Linked DNA regions of Homo sapiens: all the other regions are linked to region 1. The links are chromatin contacts, found by Hi-C or POLR2A ChIA-PET in ENCODE. All regions are on one chromosome and are shown on one strand. The core of a region is the stretch at or near the end of the contact, and the rest is flanking DNA. Distances in the headings are between cores, read along the strand shown.

The links. Hi-C counts contacts between places; a loop is a spot of excess contacts on that map. ChIA-PET counts read pairs that join two places held with the same protein, here RNA polymerase II (POLR2A). Pooled maps may share reads with other maps.
Region 2: a loop to region 1 is called in a map with no recorded cell type, with 11 times the contacts of the local background. The contact joins the enhancer-like site here to the promoter of THEMIS2 in region 1. A Hi-C loop is called at or near these places in 8 of 168 maps with a recorded cell type or tissue (HepG2, K562, aorta and 3 more), 17 of 37 single-sample maps with no recorded cell type and 10 of 50 pooled maps. POLR2A ChIA-PET finds 5 or more read pairs at or near these places in 2 of 52 experiments (GM12878 and MCF 10A).
Region 3: a pooled map shows a loop between it and region 1 (3-fold over the local background). The contact joins the promoter of MAP3K6 here to the promoter of THEMIS2 in region 1. A Hi-C loop is called at or near these places in 1 of 50 pooled maps. POLR2A ChIA-PET finds 5 or more read pairs at or near these places in 2 of 52 experiments (WTC11 and activated B cell).
Region 4: a pooled map shows a loop between it and region 1 (4-fold over the local background). The contact joins the promoter of PHACTR4 here to the promoter of THEMIS2 in region 1. A Hi-C loop is called at or near these places in 3 of 37 single-sample maps with no recorded cell type and 2 of 50 pooled maps. POLR2A ChIA-PET finds 5 or more read pairs at or near these places in 1 of 52 experiments (T-cell).
Region 5: a pooled map shows a loop between it and region 1 (2.7-fold over the local background). The contact joins the enhancer-like site here to the promoter of THEMIS2 in region 1. A Hi-C loop is called at or near these places in 2 of 37 single-sample maps with no recorded cell type and 5 of 50 pooled maps. POLR2A ChIA-PET finds 5 or more read pairs at or near these places in 1 of 52 experiments (common myeloid progenitor, CD34-positive).

What each region holds. Positions count from the first base shown.
Region 1 is chr1:27,871,269-27,873,968 of GRCh38, forward strand. THEMIS2 (thymocyte selection associated family member 2) reads left to right here and starts at 1,276. Exons shown (of 6, transcript NM_001105556.3): 1 at 1,276-1,397. The coding sequence starts at 1,304. RefSeq lists a silencer at 1,124-1,393.
Region 2 is chr1:28,198,448-28,201,147 of GRCh38, forward strand. It overlaps DNAJC8 (DnaJ heat shock protein family (Hsp40) member C8), which reads right to left. Exons shown (of 9, transcript NM_014280.3): 9 at 1,831-2,700. Among named protein-coding and RNA genes, the nearest start is that of PTAFR, 23 kb to the left of the region's middle. RefSeq lists a silencer at 1,218-1,547. Within about 2 kb of position 1,271, at least 6 of the 41 ENCODE cell types and tissues checked have a DNase peak (open chromatin) inside an H3K27ac peak, as active enhancers do; they include GM12878, where a contact is called at or near this core.
Region 3 is chr1:27,365,562-27,368,261 of GRCh38, forward strand. It overlaps MAP3K6 (mitogen-activated protein kinase kinase kinase 6), which reads right to left and starts at 1,400. Exons shown (of 29, transcript NM_004672.5): 1 at 697-1,400. The coding sequence starts at 1,036. RefSeq lists silencers at 1-58, 649-698, 769-988, 1,019-1,128 and enhancers at 381-1,324, 1,325-2,266.
Region 4 is chr1:28,368,383-28,371,082 of GRCh38, forward strand. PHACTR4 (phosphatase and actin regulator 4) reads left to right here and starts at 1,358. Exons shown (of 14, transcript NM_001048183.3): 1 at 1,358-1,443. RefSeq lists enhancers at 530-1,485, 1,136-1,430 and a silencer at 1,512-1,731.
Region 5 is chr1:28,128,008-28,130,732 of GRCh38, forward strand. No RefSeq gene overlaps it. Among named protein-coding and RNA genes, the nearest start is that of EYA3, 41 kb to the left of the region's middle. Within about 2 kb of position 1,269, at least 6 of the 41 ENCODE cell types and tissues checked have a DNase peak (open chromatin) inside an H3K27ac peak, as active enhancers do.

The sequences.
Region 1 (2,700 bases), core at 26-2,525:
CTTCAGGAGATCTGCCCGCCTCACCCTCCCAAAGTGCTAGGATTATAGGCGTGAGCCACCGCGCCTGGCCTTATTTTATTTTATTCTTTTTTTTAAGAGACAGGGTCTTGCTAGTTTGCCCAGGGTGGTCTAGGACTCCTGGTCTCAAGTGATCCTCCTGCCTCAGTCTCCCAAAGTGCTGGGATTACAGGCCACACCCAGCCTCTTCTCCCTGTTTTTTTGTTTTTGTTTTTGTTTTTTGAGACGGAGTTTTGCTCTTGTTGCCCAAGCTGGAGTGCAATGGTACAATCTCGGCTCACTGCAACCTCTGCCTCCCAGGTTCAAGCGATTCTCCTGCCTCAGCCTCCCGAGTAGCTGGGATTAGAGGTGTGTGCCACCACGTCTGGCTAGGTTTTTTTGTATTTTTAGTAGAAACGGGTTTTCACCATGTTAGTCTGGTCTCAAACTCCTGACCTCAGGTGATCCACCCGCCTCGGCCTCCCAAAGTGCTGGGATTATAGGCGTGAGCCATTGCGCCCGGCCCTCTTCTCCCTGTTTTAGAGAGTAAGAAACTGAGGTTCACACAATCAAAGTGATTTGCCTAACGTCATACAACGAGCAAGAGGAGACCTGGGATTTGAACCTATGTTGGTCTGACTCCTGAGGGACAGGGAAATGGAAAAGGCTTATCCCGAGCCTGTGGGGTCAGGATAAGTGGTTGGTCCGGCTTCTAAGCAGATTTCTCTTTAGCCTTAGGAAGAATTTTTAACTAGAATTGGTGAGGCCCGGCGTGGTGGCTCACAGGTGGATCACACCTGTGATCCCAGCACTTTGGGAGGCCGAGGTGGGAGGATCACTTGAGTCCAGGAGTTCGAGGCCAACGTAGACAATAATTATCGAAAGAGTATGGGAGTTCTGGAGAGGTAATGAGATCCCCTTCACCAGGAGGTTTCCGATAGAGGACCATGGAGTGTCCTGGAGGGACATTCGGGAGCCCTGACACTACATCTCCCTCCTCAAACCCAAAGGGCAGAGGCATGTCCCTCCTATGAGACGCAGAACAAGTCGGGCCGCGTCCCCTTTTTCTAACTGGGAGCACTGCTGAGGGGGCGTCTGGGACTTCTTCATCTTCATCATCGCCCCTTCCCCATAGGGTACTGCAGGGGGCGGGGGGCGGGGCTTCGGCGGGGCGGGGCTGCAGGGCTCCCGCGGGCTGGCGGGGCGGCTTCGGCGTGCGGGGCGGGGCATCGGCGGGGCGGGGCTGCAGGGCTCCCGGGGACCGCCCGCCCGCCCCTCAGTCTGAGCCCAGAGAGCCGCGGGGACCATGGAGCCGGTGCCGCTGCAGGACTTCGTGCGCGCCTTGGACCCCGCCTCCCTCCCGCGCGTGCTGCGGGTCTGCTCGGGGGTCTACTTCGAGGGTGAGCGGGGGCTGGAACCCCTCCGAGCACTCCCTTGGTGTGGGGCGGGGGCAGAGACCCGGAGAAGACGTTAGCAATCCGGGGAAACTGCCCCTGGGTTCAAATCCCGACACTGCCACTGGCCAAGCTGTGTGATTTGGGGCCGCACTCAACCTCTTTGGACCTCGGCTTTTGCTTTCGTGGAACGGGGACCGCTGACCTGCCCCGCAGGGTAGTGATGAAAAGTCAGTGGGTTGAGGCGCGGGAGGTGGATGCAGCCGGGCCACTCCTAGGTGGCCCCGCGGTGCGCATGGGACAGAGCTCCGACCGCGCCGGGACGCAGCATTAGGCCGCTGGTGGTCGTGGCTGCGTCTTGATTCTGAAGTGCAGGGTCAGTCTTCCCGTCTGTGTCCTCCCACTCCTCCCCCGGCCCTCCTCTACACTGCCTTCCTTCAGTCCCTGCGTCCACCTTGGCCTTCTGTTTGACCATGGGCAGTACTTGATTTGATCAGCTCTTCAGTTCTCAGCTTAAATGGCGCTTCCTCCCGGAAGCCTTCCTGGCTCTCTGCTCCTTGCACGCCCCCGTACATCTGCCGTCTGCCCGCAGCGGCCTGGTTCACAGGGATGGGCACACAGCAGGCGCACAGTCACTAGTCATTGCCTGAAGGAGCAAGCGGTGAGGGAATAACAGACAGTGGAGGGCAGGGTAAGACAGCACAGTGGATGGGTGGCCAGTGCTGCTCTGTGGGCAGGGAGGACCCGTGGGCCACCGAGTAGGGGAGATGGAGGTGGAGGAGAGAGATGCTGTGTGGGGGTGCGGGTTCCTTCCTTAGAGAGCGAACTGAGGCTTGAAGGCCCTGCCCCATCCTGTTCCCTGGCTGCAGAAAAACGCTCTGTCGCAGCAGCTTCCAGCAGAGTGTTTGAGGTCCCAAGTGGGGTCCTAGACCAAGGAGGTCCCTCATGAAGGGTCCCGCAGGGGGCCACCACCTCGCAGTGGGTCTCTCCAGGTCTGCTTGGGAATCTGGCAGATCTGGGTTCAAATTCTGACTCTACCTCCAGGGGCTTTCTGCAGGAAGGCGCCTGGGATCTGTTTGCTCTTCCCCCAGCCCAGGACCAAGCGTCTTCGTCCTCCCAGCACCCTTTGCCTGCTGGTGTTACAACACCTGTTTCCTCATCCTGCCTGACGCGGGATGGTGGAAATGGTGGAAGTCAGAGTGATGGTGACTAGAGAAGGCCCTGACAGGGTGTGGGTGTGCGGATGGGGTGAGTGCGGAGGACAGATGGCCATGCCAATAGGGGCAGGCGTCTACAGGGCACTCAGAAG
Region 2 (2,700 bases), core at 21-2,520, 330 kb after region 1:
CTACAGGCGCCTGCTACCACGTCCGGCTAATTTTTTGTATTTTTAGTAGAGACAGGGTGTCACCGTGTTAGCCAGGATGGCCTCGATCTCCTGACCTTGTGATCCGCCTGCCTTGACCTCCCAAAGTGCTGGGATTACAGGCGTGAGCCACCCCACCCGGCCTTTCCAGCAGGCATTCTTTCATCTTTACCAACTTAATTTTATTGGAAACAGGTGCCCAATCCCAAGGAGTAAGGCTTGGTATATTGCCTGTCTGTTCTTCGCAGCTCTCCCAGCCAAACTTACCAAGAGGGGTCCCTGTGACCCATTTTCTAACCAGTGACATCTTCTGGGAAAAATTTTGCTCCCTGGATGACTTATTTCTGTTTGGTAGTTGTTATAAGATGTGGTGCTAGAAACTTCTTGCAACTATGAGATGCCAAACCCTCCACAGAGGACGGAGAAGCATAGTAAGAGCCTGTTTCCCTGGAGGTATTACTGAATGAATGATTCCACCATGAACAATACCTGAAACCACCTGTCTCCACTTATGGAAGTAAAATATTCCTCTAATTCTTTTTGCCAGTTATTCCTTGCAGCCAAAACACTCCTAACTGATGCATCAGCCCCTGGGTTCCAGTTTTTAAAAGGGCCACTTTCTTCAGGAAACATTCCCTGGCTGCTAAAAATGAGATCAAGGGCCCCCTTCTCGGAGCAGTGGACAGTCTTCTTGCCCGTGTGCCCCAGCTGTGAGGCAGGCAACAGGGGTCCTGCAGTGTTCACCACTGTATTTCTAAACCAGCATATTTGTTCAATGAATAAACACACCTGATATGATTTGGATTTGTGTCCCCACCCAAATCTCATGCCCAATTGTAATCCCCCACGTTGGAGGAGGGACCTGGTAAGAGGTCATATGATCCATATGTTTGGATCATAGGGGCCGCCCCCTTTGCTGTTCTTGTGATAGTGAGTTCTTATCTATCACTATCCAGATAGTGAGATCTGGTTGTTTAAAAGCGTACAGCACCTCTCCCTGCGCTCTCTTCCTCCTGCTCCGGCCATGTAAGACGTGCCTCCTTCCTCTTCACCTTCTGCCACAACTGTTAAGTTTCCTGAGGCCTCCCCAGCCATGCTTCCTGTAAAGCCTGTGAAACCATGAGTCAATTAAACCTCTTTTCTTTATAAATTACCCAGTCTCAGGTAGTTCTTCATAGCAGTGTGAGAACTAACACCCATAGCTAATTGCTGGCACAGCCTCCTTGAGGGCAAAGGTAAGTTTGCAGATAGCTGAACTGAACCACCACCACTTAACCTCTAAGGAAGCGGTGTGTGCACCCACATCCTGGACTGAAATGGGGTTGCTTGGCTTTGCTTGGCTAGAAAAGATAATCACTGCCCCCCTAGTCAGGACTGCATTACCTCACGGCATGTATCACTTTTGCAGGGCAACTAAACATTTTCTCCCCCTGCCTTGGTCCAGTTTTAGCCAGAAGCACACCCACCCACCCACCCACTCATCACTGTGCTCTACTTCACATGTGGTTTGGATGTGCTCAGTGGTACTTGGAAGGACAGTAAGACACCCAAGCCTCTGTCCTCTCCCACAGAGAAATGAAAGTTGCACTTCTCATGATACTAAAAGACATGGTGCCTTTCGTAGTCATTGTGCCTGTTTACTCATCTACAAGACATTGCAAAAAGCAAAACTCTAGTTTTGAGTCACCTAGTTTCCTGTATCTTCACATTTCAAGTGTCACCTTTCCCCTTCTCACTTTGGGCCCCTCCTGAGGGCTGATTCTGTCCCTGAAAGCAAGCAGGACATTTAAGCATAGACTGTGAGCTGGACGCTTTCATATATTACTTCATTTAATCCTCAAAACAATCAGTATCTTCATTTTACACAGAAATAATAGGATATTGGCAATACCCAAGGAGCACTATGGTAGTTACCTTGTATATGCCATGGCAAATCTGCCCTAAAAGCTGCTGCAGTAATTCATATTCCCATTTCATAGATGAAGAAACTAAGGTTCAGCCAGGTCTGTCCAACCCCAAAGCATTTTGGGGTTCAGCCAAGCCAGACAAGGGACCCACAAGGGAGAGTACAAGGAAAAGTACATCAATGGCTTGGGTATAAAAATTTATTATACATAAAGAATATTACCACTAACAAATGCAGACAGGCTAGGACATGGTACTGGGTGGAGGACGGCTAGCTCTTTGGAAAGTGAAAGGTTTGGGTGGCGTGGGCCTCATGCCACACTGATTGGTCAGTAGACAGGGGGCACATGCCAAACACCACAGGGCATCAGATGCTGCTCTGTGTGCTCACAAGTGTTCCCTGTCTTATCTGGGCCTTCGAAGGGAGCACACCCAGAAGCGAGCAACTGAAGCGAAGGGGCTTCCTAAGGTGCCCCTTCCAGGCTTGTCTCTGAAGTCACAGCAACACTGTTTTAAGCAGTATGTTTAATTGGATGATTTCCACAAACTATCCACGAAGTTTCTAACCATCACAATTCAGTGAAGTACAAAACACTGAGTTACAGGCTGTGGGAAGAGAAGGCAGCACCAATGGTGGCACCTTCTAATACTGGTTGTTCTAGGGGCAGGGAGAGGGAAAGGTCTTTTTTTAAACCAAGCCCCTCATTTCAATGTACAAAAGAATTACTCTGATCGATATTAAATCGTATTGAAAACAAAATGGACTAAAAAGCAAAT
Region 3 (2,700 bases), core at 150-2,649, 510 kb before region 1:
GGCTGGCTGGAGGGAGGAGTGACTCGCGGGGGAATAGCCTCCTTCTGGCCCCGCCCCTGAGCCATCCTTTCCCGCCCACTTCCCCGCCCCTTCCCCGCCCATTCTTTCTGGGCCGCTGAGGCCACTTAACCTAAGCTCCCTCACCCAGTATCCAGTCCCGTCGGGCCCCTTCGCTTCTCTTTTTGCCTCTCCTAGCCCGATCCTTGGAAATAGTATGCTAGGACTCCTGAACTCCAGCCTCCCGGCCCCTTTCCCTAAGTCCAAGCTCCTCTCCCAGTAATTGTCCTCAAGAGATCCGCGTGACATTCTCCTGAGGGTGAGGCTGAGTTCTCCAACCCCACCCCTGAGACACCACAGCCCCGCGCCGCTCCCCGCCCCGCCCCAGAGTTCCAAAGCCCCTCCCCATCCTTGCCCCGCTGGCTGGGCACCGCTCCGACTGAAGGGTGCCTAAGCCCCAACCTCGAGCCCTAGAGCCGCGCCCGGATCCCTGTCTCGTCCCGAGCCCGGCCGCGCCCCAGATCCCCTAAATCCCACTTTTTTCACGGCCCTGTCCCAAGCCCTTCAGCTTTAGCTCACTTTAAGTCCCCTAGACCCGGTACCCCTCTCGGCCCCTCCCTTGAGCCTTCGAGCCCGGCTTGGTCCCCTCCCAGGACCCTGAGTCCCGCCCGGATCCGGCCCCGCCCCCAGCGCTCTCACCCGCGTTGTAGAAGGCATCCAGAGCCGCGGTGTCGCCTAGCTCCAGCGTCCCGAAGGGCAGGCTGCGCAGCTGCGGGGGCGGCCGCGGCCGGGGGACCTGCGCGCAAGCCTCGCGCAGGCAGCGCAGGGGCAGCGGCTCCGCCTCGGTTCCCTCCCGAGGCTCGAGCCCGGGCTGCGGCTCCCGGGTCAGCACGTAGACCACGCTGAGCGGCCGGCTCCGCGCGCAGCCCCGGCCCGGGGGCGCCGCGAGCTGCCGGCCCCGGCTCAGCGCCACGGCCAGCGGGTCCTGCCAGCAGCTGCCGGCGCGCTCCGCCCCGGACCGGGGACACGGCCCCGCCATGCGGGGGCGCTCAGGCGCGGGGCGCCGCGCACTGGGAACCGGGGGCGGGGCAGGAGCCTGGGCCGGCAGATCAGGAATCTTGGGATCTGGAATCCGTTCGGAATCGGAGAATCTCCCACGGGATCTAGGGATCCGGAATACGGCCTGACGTCCCGTTCCAGGAATCTAAAGTCCAGGGAGAAATCCTAGCTCGGACTTGCAAGGTCCTGAGGTTCTGAAATCCGGGATTGGGTCCCAGGAATCTGGGGCATCCGGTGATCGGCAGCTCAGAGCCACTTGGGGGATCCTGGGAATCGGCTCGGAGGTGCCCGCCACCTGGACTTCTCAAGGGAGCGCCCGCCAACGCTGCCCTGCCTTCACTTGTAGGCTAAGCCCAGCCCTTTCCCGGCCGACCCAGAAAGCTCCACCCTCGGCCCTGGGGCAGAGCCGCTCCCTAGCGGCTTGAGACTCAGCCTCTCCCCTCCCTTCTCTCCCGCCAGAACTTTGGAGACTGGCGGCTTCCGGAACAGCCTGTGCCCCTGTGCACGCCAAAGACTGTGGACTGCTCACAGCAAGTGCACATAAAATGTGTGAGGAGGCCAGGGCTAGGGAAAAGGTTCGATATGCAGGCCCTGCTCTGCAGGTATCTGTTGAATGAATGGCTCTCTAGAGACATCAGGGTGCGCAGAGCATGATGAACAATGGGTGTCCTCCCGGGCCCAGTGAGCGCAGGCAGGGAGGGACTGGGATGGGGGAAACCTACACCCTAGGCCGCTTGCCCGAAAGCCTTCAGTCCTGGAGTGGGACTTGGCATCTGAGCCTTAACTGTCACTAGGGGGCTGCTTTCCCCAGGACCCAACCTGCTGTGGACCCCCGCTGACCTTTGACTTCTAGGCAGAACGTGGCCATGGGACCTGAGAAGCACTTCCTACTCTAAACAACTCTAAACATTTCTTTAGCCACCCCTTGAAGGAGTCAACCCCAGCCCTTTGCACTACAGCAGCTTCTCAGCTTCAAATCCCCAAGAGTCCCCAACTTTCTTGTGTGAATTAATGAGTGAGGCAGCAACCTGGTAGAAGCCTCAGTGGACCCTGAAACCAAGAACTGGGGACTTAAGTTGAATAACTTGTCCAGGATCACTCAGCACATGACAGCAGGGTGCAAACCCAGGACCGCCTGTCAGACTCTTAACTATTTAATTCTGCCACTTACTAGAATGTGGCTTTGGGCAAATAAACTGCTTAAATGCTACTCAATGGCTGTTTCATTGCCCTGTTGCCTTGTGGAAGAAAAAGGTACCTTCCTTGGTTTGACCTTGGATTCGAACTGACACCCAATGAGATAGGCAGGAAGTGGTAGAGTTTGAGAACTTGGCCTGCAACAGAGGCTGGAGTGGAAAACAGACAACTTACAAAGGACAGGCATGGGCAACCGACAGGCTGAGAAAGCTGTGCAATTCCCAGCCAGGGCGGTGGCTCATGCCTGTAATCCCACTTTGGGAGGCCAAGATGAGTGGATCACGAGGTCAGGAGTTCGAGACCAGCCTGGCCAACATGGTGAAACCCCGTCTCTACTAAAAATACAAAAAAAAGTAGCTGGGTGTGGTGGCACCTGCCTGTGATCCCAGCTACTTGGGAGCTGAGGCAGGAGAATCACTTGAACCTGGGAGATGGAGGTTGCGGTGA
Region 4 (2,700 bases), core at 108-2,607, 500 kb after region 1:
TCCTATTTCAGCCTCCTGAGTACCTGGGACTACAGGCACGTTCCATCATGCCCAGCTAATTTTTAAAATTGTTTTTGTAGAGATGGGGCCTCACTCTGTTGCCCAGGCTGGCAGGCTGGTCTCAAACTCCAGGGCTCAAGGGATCCTCCCGCCTTAGCCTCCCAAAGTGCTGGGATGAGAGGTGTGAGCCACTGCACCCGGCCAATTTTTTTTTCTTCTTTTTTCTTTTTCTATTGAGACAGGGTCTTGCTCTGCTGCCCAGGCTGGAGTGCACTGGTGCGATCTCGACCCCCCAGGCTCAAGTGATCATCTCACCTCAGCCTCCCACGTAGCTGGGACTACAGGAGCTTGGCACTAGGCCCCGGATAATTTGTTTGTTTGTTTGTTTGTTTGTTTTGCGACGGAGTCTTGCTCTGTCGCCCAGGCTGGACTGCAATGGCAAGATCTCGGCTCACTGCAACCTCCGCCTCCTGGGTTCAAGCGATTCTCCTGCCTCAGCCTCCTGAGTAGCTGGGATTACAGGCATGCGCCACCGCGCCTGGCCAATTTTTTTAATTTTATGGATAGTGTATTTGAAAAGTCACATCGATTTTTCTCCTGGAATGTCCTCTAGATGTGCCGTAGCTTCAAGTTTTACATGTAGGTCTAATTTAGGTTGTGTGATACAATGGGTTTGCATTTAGAAGGGTCCTCTGGCAGCAGCAAGGAAGGTTTTCGGAGGGTGATAGCCTAGGGCCTGAAACTACTGAGACTTGGAGAGAAGTGATGGTGGCTTTCACTAGGTGATAGTAGTGAAGGATATCGAAATGAATTAAAATACTGGGGATGTAGAATGACTGGACTTAATGGCTTGAGGGAAGTGTCCAGAATGATTCCTGGGTTTCTTACGCACAACACTGAGGGTAGATAACTTGCTTGTACGTTTTTTGCACTTCAAATTGGTCCTCAATAAATAGTTTTTCCTTTGGGGAGGTTATGATTGAAATTTGGCCAGTCAGGGATACAGTTTTCTCAAACAACACTCTTGTATCAGTTCCCTTTTTGGGTACTGCCTGGAGCCCAGTATTGAACCCTGTCCTCCCAAGCCCAAAGACCTTTGCCTCCCATAGTACCAGGAAAGGTGCCCAAGTTCTTTTACACACAAGGTGCGCAGAGCGGCCAGCGCATGCCCAGAGAGGTCGTAAGGAGGACGACCGCCCGGAGAGAAAGGACGCACGCTTCCCGCCATTTTGTTCAGCTTGCCGGGCAACCGGCCCCTGCTGGGGACTACAAGTCCCGTAAGCCTCCGCGGCGGCACGTCCTACCCTACACTGTCCAGCCGGCTCCCTTTTTCCCCCTCCCCGGGGGCCAAGGGCTCCGGCTGCTGCCTGGCGGCCAACGGGCCAGGTAGGATTTCCGGGAGAGGCTGCTGTGGAGGCTGAGGAGGCGGCGGCGGAGATCTGGGTAAGTTCAGCGAGCAAGGGAAAGTGAGCAGGACGCGCTCAGTATCAGGCTGCGGCCTCCTCTCAGGCTGCGGCCCCTTTCTTGGCTCTGCGAGAGGGTCCCGGTCCGGGCAGAAGGTAACGGCCCGGGTCGCCGTCGCTTCGGGCCAGGGCGGGGCGGGGCCGCCGCCTCCCTCCTCGGCCCTCCCACAACGGTCCAACCCGGGCTTCTCCGCCTGAGGCAGGGCCCGCGCAGGCTCGCCCTCTCCGCCCCCCGAGACTTGGCTGGGCCCTTTTGTCTGGGCTGCGTTGCTCCCCCTTTGTGTCCGTGCATGGAGTCTCCGCCACGGGGGAGCCTGTTCCCCCGGTCCCCAACAGGGACTGCTCCCTGGGGATCCGGTTACAGTAACCGGATCGGGTCAAAGTACATTTTTCAAAACCGTCCTGCCTCAGACCTCTGCACCCCTGCTGGGCAGAACGGGGGCTTCGGAGCCAGGCGGAGTTTCTGTAAAAACCTGGAGGTTATTATTTAACTTTCAAACATCAGCCTGGGCGGCTTCAGGGCACGAAACTCCCGACGTTTTTCTTGGTGGAGAGATGAGATTAAGGAAAAGAAGCGACCCCTCTCTCCCACCCTCTACACCCCGGCTCCGGGAAACCGGGAAGGCATCGAATTTGCTGCGATGTCTGTGCAGCTCACATCTGTGATCGGTGGACCAAAGAACCAGTGGTGAATGGTAGAATGGCAGTTCACGCACCTCCCAAATCTCGGAGGAGAGTGACTTACAGGGCATCACTGATTGCTTGCAAAAAAAAAAAACCCTCCAGTGCTTCATTCGGACACTCAGCTCCTCGCTCCTTCCAACCTCTTCCTTTTCTTGTTCTTTTTAAAACAAACAGTGGAAGGAAAAAGTCCTTCAGTGGAAGAATTTGCTTTATAGAGGAACCAGAAACCCAGTGGCTTCTAGAAGTCACTTACTTTTTCGCCAAATTAAAGAAATGAATTTCGGGCGTGGTGGCGCGCGCCTGTAATGCCAACTATTCTGGAGGCTGAGGCAGGAGAATCGCTTGAGGCCAGAAGTTCGCGACCAGCCTGGGCAACACAGCAAGACCCCATCTTAAAAAAAAAAGGAATGAAGCCCGTTTAGAAATGAAGCCAGTTTAGGGGATGAGGTGTGGTAGATTCTTACCGGAAACCGCGGAACTGCGTGGATTGTGGATTCGATCAAATTTGGCTAGATAATGGTAACTGTGTATGTCCTCCTGTTGGAAGACTGCA
Region 5 (2,725 bases), core at 19-2,518, 260 kb after region 1:
TGACCTATCTCCAGAGGCACTTTCTGGGAAATCAGACAGCCCTAGGTTTGGGATCCAAGGAGGAGTGGGAACATGGTATAGCCTTAGCAGGTCTTTAACCGAGGCAGCTAAGAGGCAGGTAATATGCAAAGTCTGAGGCTATGTTCAGTCACAACTGGAGAACTAAATAGAAAAATTGAGGCAGAATCTCAGTCAAGGACCATAGCAGCATGGGAGAAGAAGAAGACGGCAGCATTGTGATTTGTGGGTTTCCAGAAGTACCCTCCAATACTCCATGGCCTTTTCCTTTTTTTTTTTTTTTTTTTGTAATTCAACTTTAAGTTCTGGGGTACATGTGCAGGATGTGCAGGTTTGTTACACAGGTAAACATGTGCCATGGTGGTTTGCTGCATAGATCAAGCCATCACCTAGGTATGAAGCCCCCCCTCCATTAGCTATTCTTCCTGATGCTCTCCCTCCCCACTCCATGGCCTTTTCTGTGTCCACAACGGCTTTCCCCACAGGAGAAAAGGGGCAAGATCACAGACCATGACAATATCTTGCCCCTTTCTAGGGATCACCCTCCTGTCCACCAGACCAGAAGCAAATGGATACAGGAGGCAAAACTGGTCCTGGGGCCGGGCGCGGTGGCCCACATCTGTAATCCCAGCACTTTGGGAGGCCAAGGCAGGCAGATCACGAGGTCAGGAGTTCAAGACCAGCCTGACCAACATGGTGAAACCCCGTCTCTACTAAAAATACAAAAAAAATTAGCTGGGTGTGGTGGTGTGTGCCTGTAATCCCAGCTACTCAGGAGGCTGACTCAGGAGGCTGAGGCAGAAGAATCACTTGAACCCGGGAGGCGGAGGTTGCAGTGAGCTGAGATCGCGCCACTGCACTCCAGCCTGGGCGACAGAGTGAGACTCCATCTCAAAAAAACAAAAAATAAAAATGGTCCTGGAATCTCCCACCCCACCTAACCACACCCACGCCCTTGCTGGGCTTGGTCCAGGATGTAAACTGGGTGGGCTGACAGGAGAGACCTCGAAGGAAGGGGCTGGGAAGGCTGAGGAAGCAGACTCAGGGGAAGAAAACTCCTCATCACGGACTTGTTCTCTGCCCTGGGATGTTAGCACATGAAACAAGAGGCTCCATTCACATCTCCAAGACTCTTGCCCTCTGTTCCCTTAAGCCCATAGCACACCTTTCCTTCCTTCCTGTGTAGATCACAAGGGGACCAGGGAAGGGATTGCACAGCAGGATACAAATGAGGAAAACTGGGCTCAAGCTTCTGTTCCACCCACAAGGGCCACTGTGCCCTGAGTCATGTTCCCAGCAACGAGAAAACCTAGAGTGCATCCAGGGGTGAAATCTTCCTGGGGAAAGGCACTCAAGATGGATGATTCACTCTCCTGAGTGCAGAATGAGGTGTCAAGGTGTGTGGTTCTAAGAACCTTGTCAAACAGATCAGACTCACCTTGGAAAGACAGTGCCTCCACCCCAGAGGCACCATCTCCCATAGTCAGCCCCAGCCCAGCCAAGGTGGATGAAGATGACCAGATTCTGGGGAACAGAGGGCAAGAAGAATGGGAAGTATGAAAATACCCAGTACTGGCTGGCCGCGTTGGCTCACACCTGTAATCCCAGAACTTTGGGAGGCCAAGGCGGGCAGATCACCTGAGGTCAGGAGCTCAAGACCAGCCTGGCCAACATGGCAAAACCCTGTCTCTACTAAAAATGCAAAAATTAGCCAGGCGTGGTAGCACATGCCTGTAATCCCAGCTACTCGGGAGGCTGAGGCAGGAGAATCGCTTGAACCCGAGAGGCAGAGGTTGCAGTGAGCCAAGATTGTGCCACTGCACTCCAGCCTAGGTGACAGAGCCAGACTCCATCTCACACACACACACACACACACACACACACACACACAAAAGATAATGTTTACTTAGTACTCACTGTGTGTCAGGTATTATTCTATGCCTTTTACTTAATCCTTAGGGCAACCCCATGCAGTAGATGATAATGTCACTCCCATTTTACAGATGAGAACCAGGTCACAGAGAAGTTCAATGACTCACCCAGGGTCACACAGCTACTAAGTGGCAAGGCCAGAATCTGAACCAAGGTAGTCTGGCGCCAGAGACTGTGCCCATAACCATTTCACCAGTGATTACCTAGCTATGCCTAGCTGGTCATCTAGTGATTACCTAGTTATGCCTAAGGAATAACCTGGAATGGGGGTTTTATCCTTCTCTCTTGCTGCATATCAGCACTCTGTGGCAGAAAATGGTCATAGGCAGCTCCTGAGTTCCTATCTCCCCTATTTAAGACTGAACCTGGAATTCCAGATTCCCAGGAAAGGGACTCTGATGGGCCAGTGCGAGTCAGATCCATCCATACCCCTAATCCAATCAGTCGGGCAGGGTTGAGGGACACAGATTCACATAGTTATAGAAGCCCCATCGTATCAATCATGTGACAACGGCAGGGACGATTACCAGAAAGATGGGGAGGATGCACTGAAAAGTCACCGCAAAAGGTTTCCACTGTAGGAAACTGAGGCTCAGGGAGTTGAACAATTTGCTCAAGATCACCCAGAGTTAATGAAGCCCAGATTCTAACTCATTTTGTTTTTTTCCTCCAAATCTAGGTCCTTTTCTCCATACCACCCAGCCTCCCCACAAAAAGGGAGATACCTTGGTTAGATGCCTAAGGTAAGTTCACAAGTTAATTTTCATTTAACCAG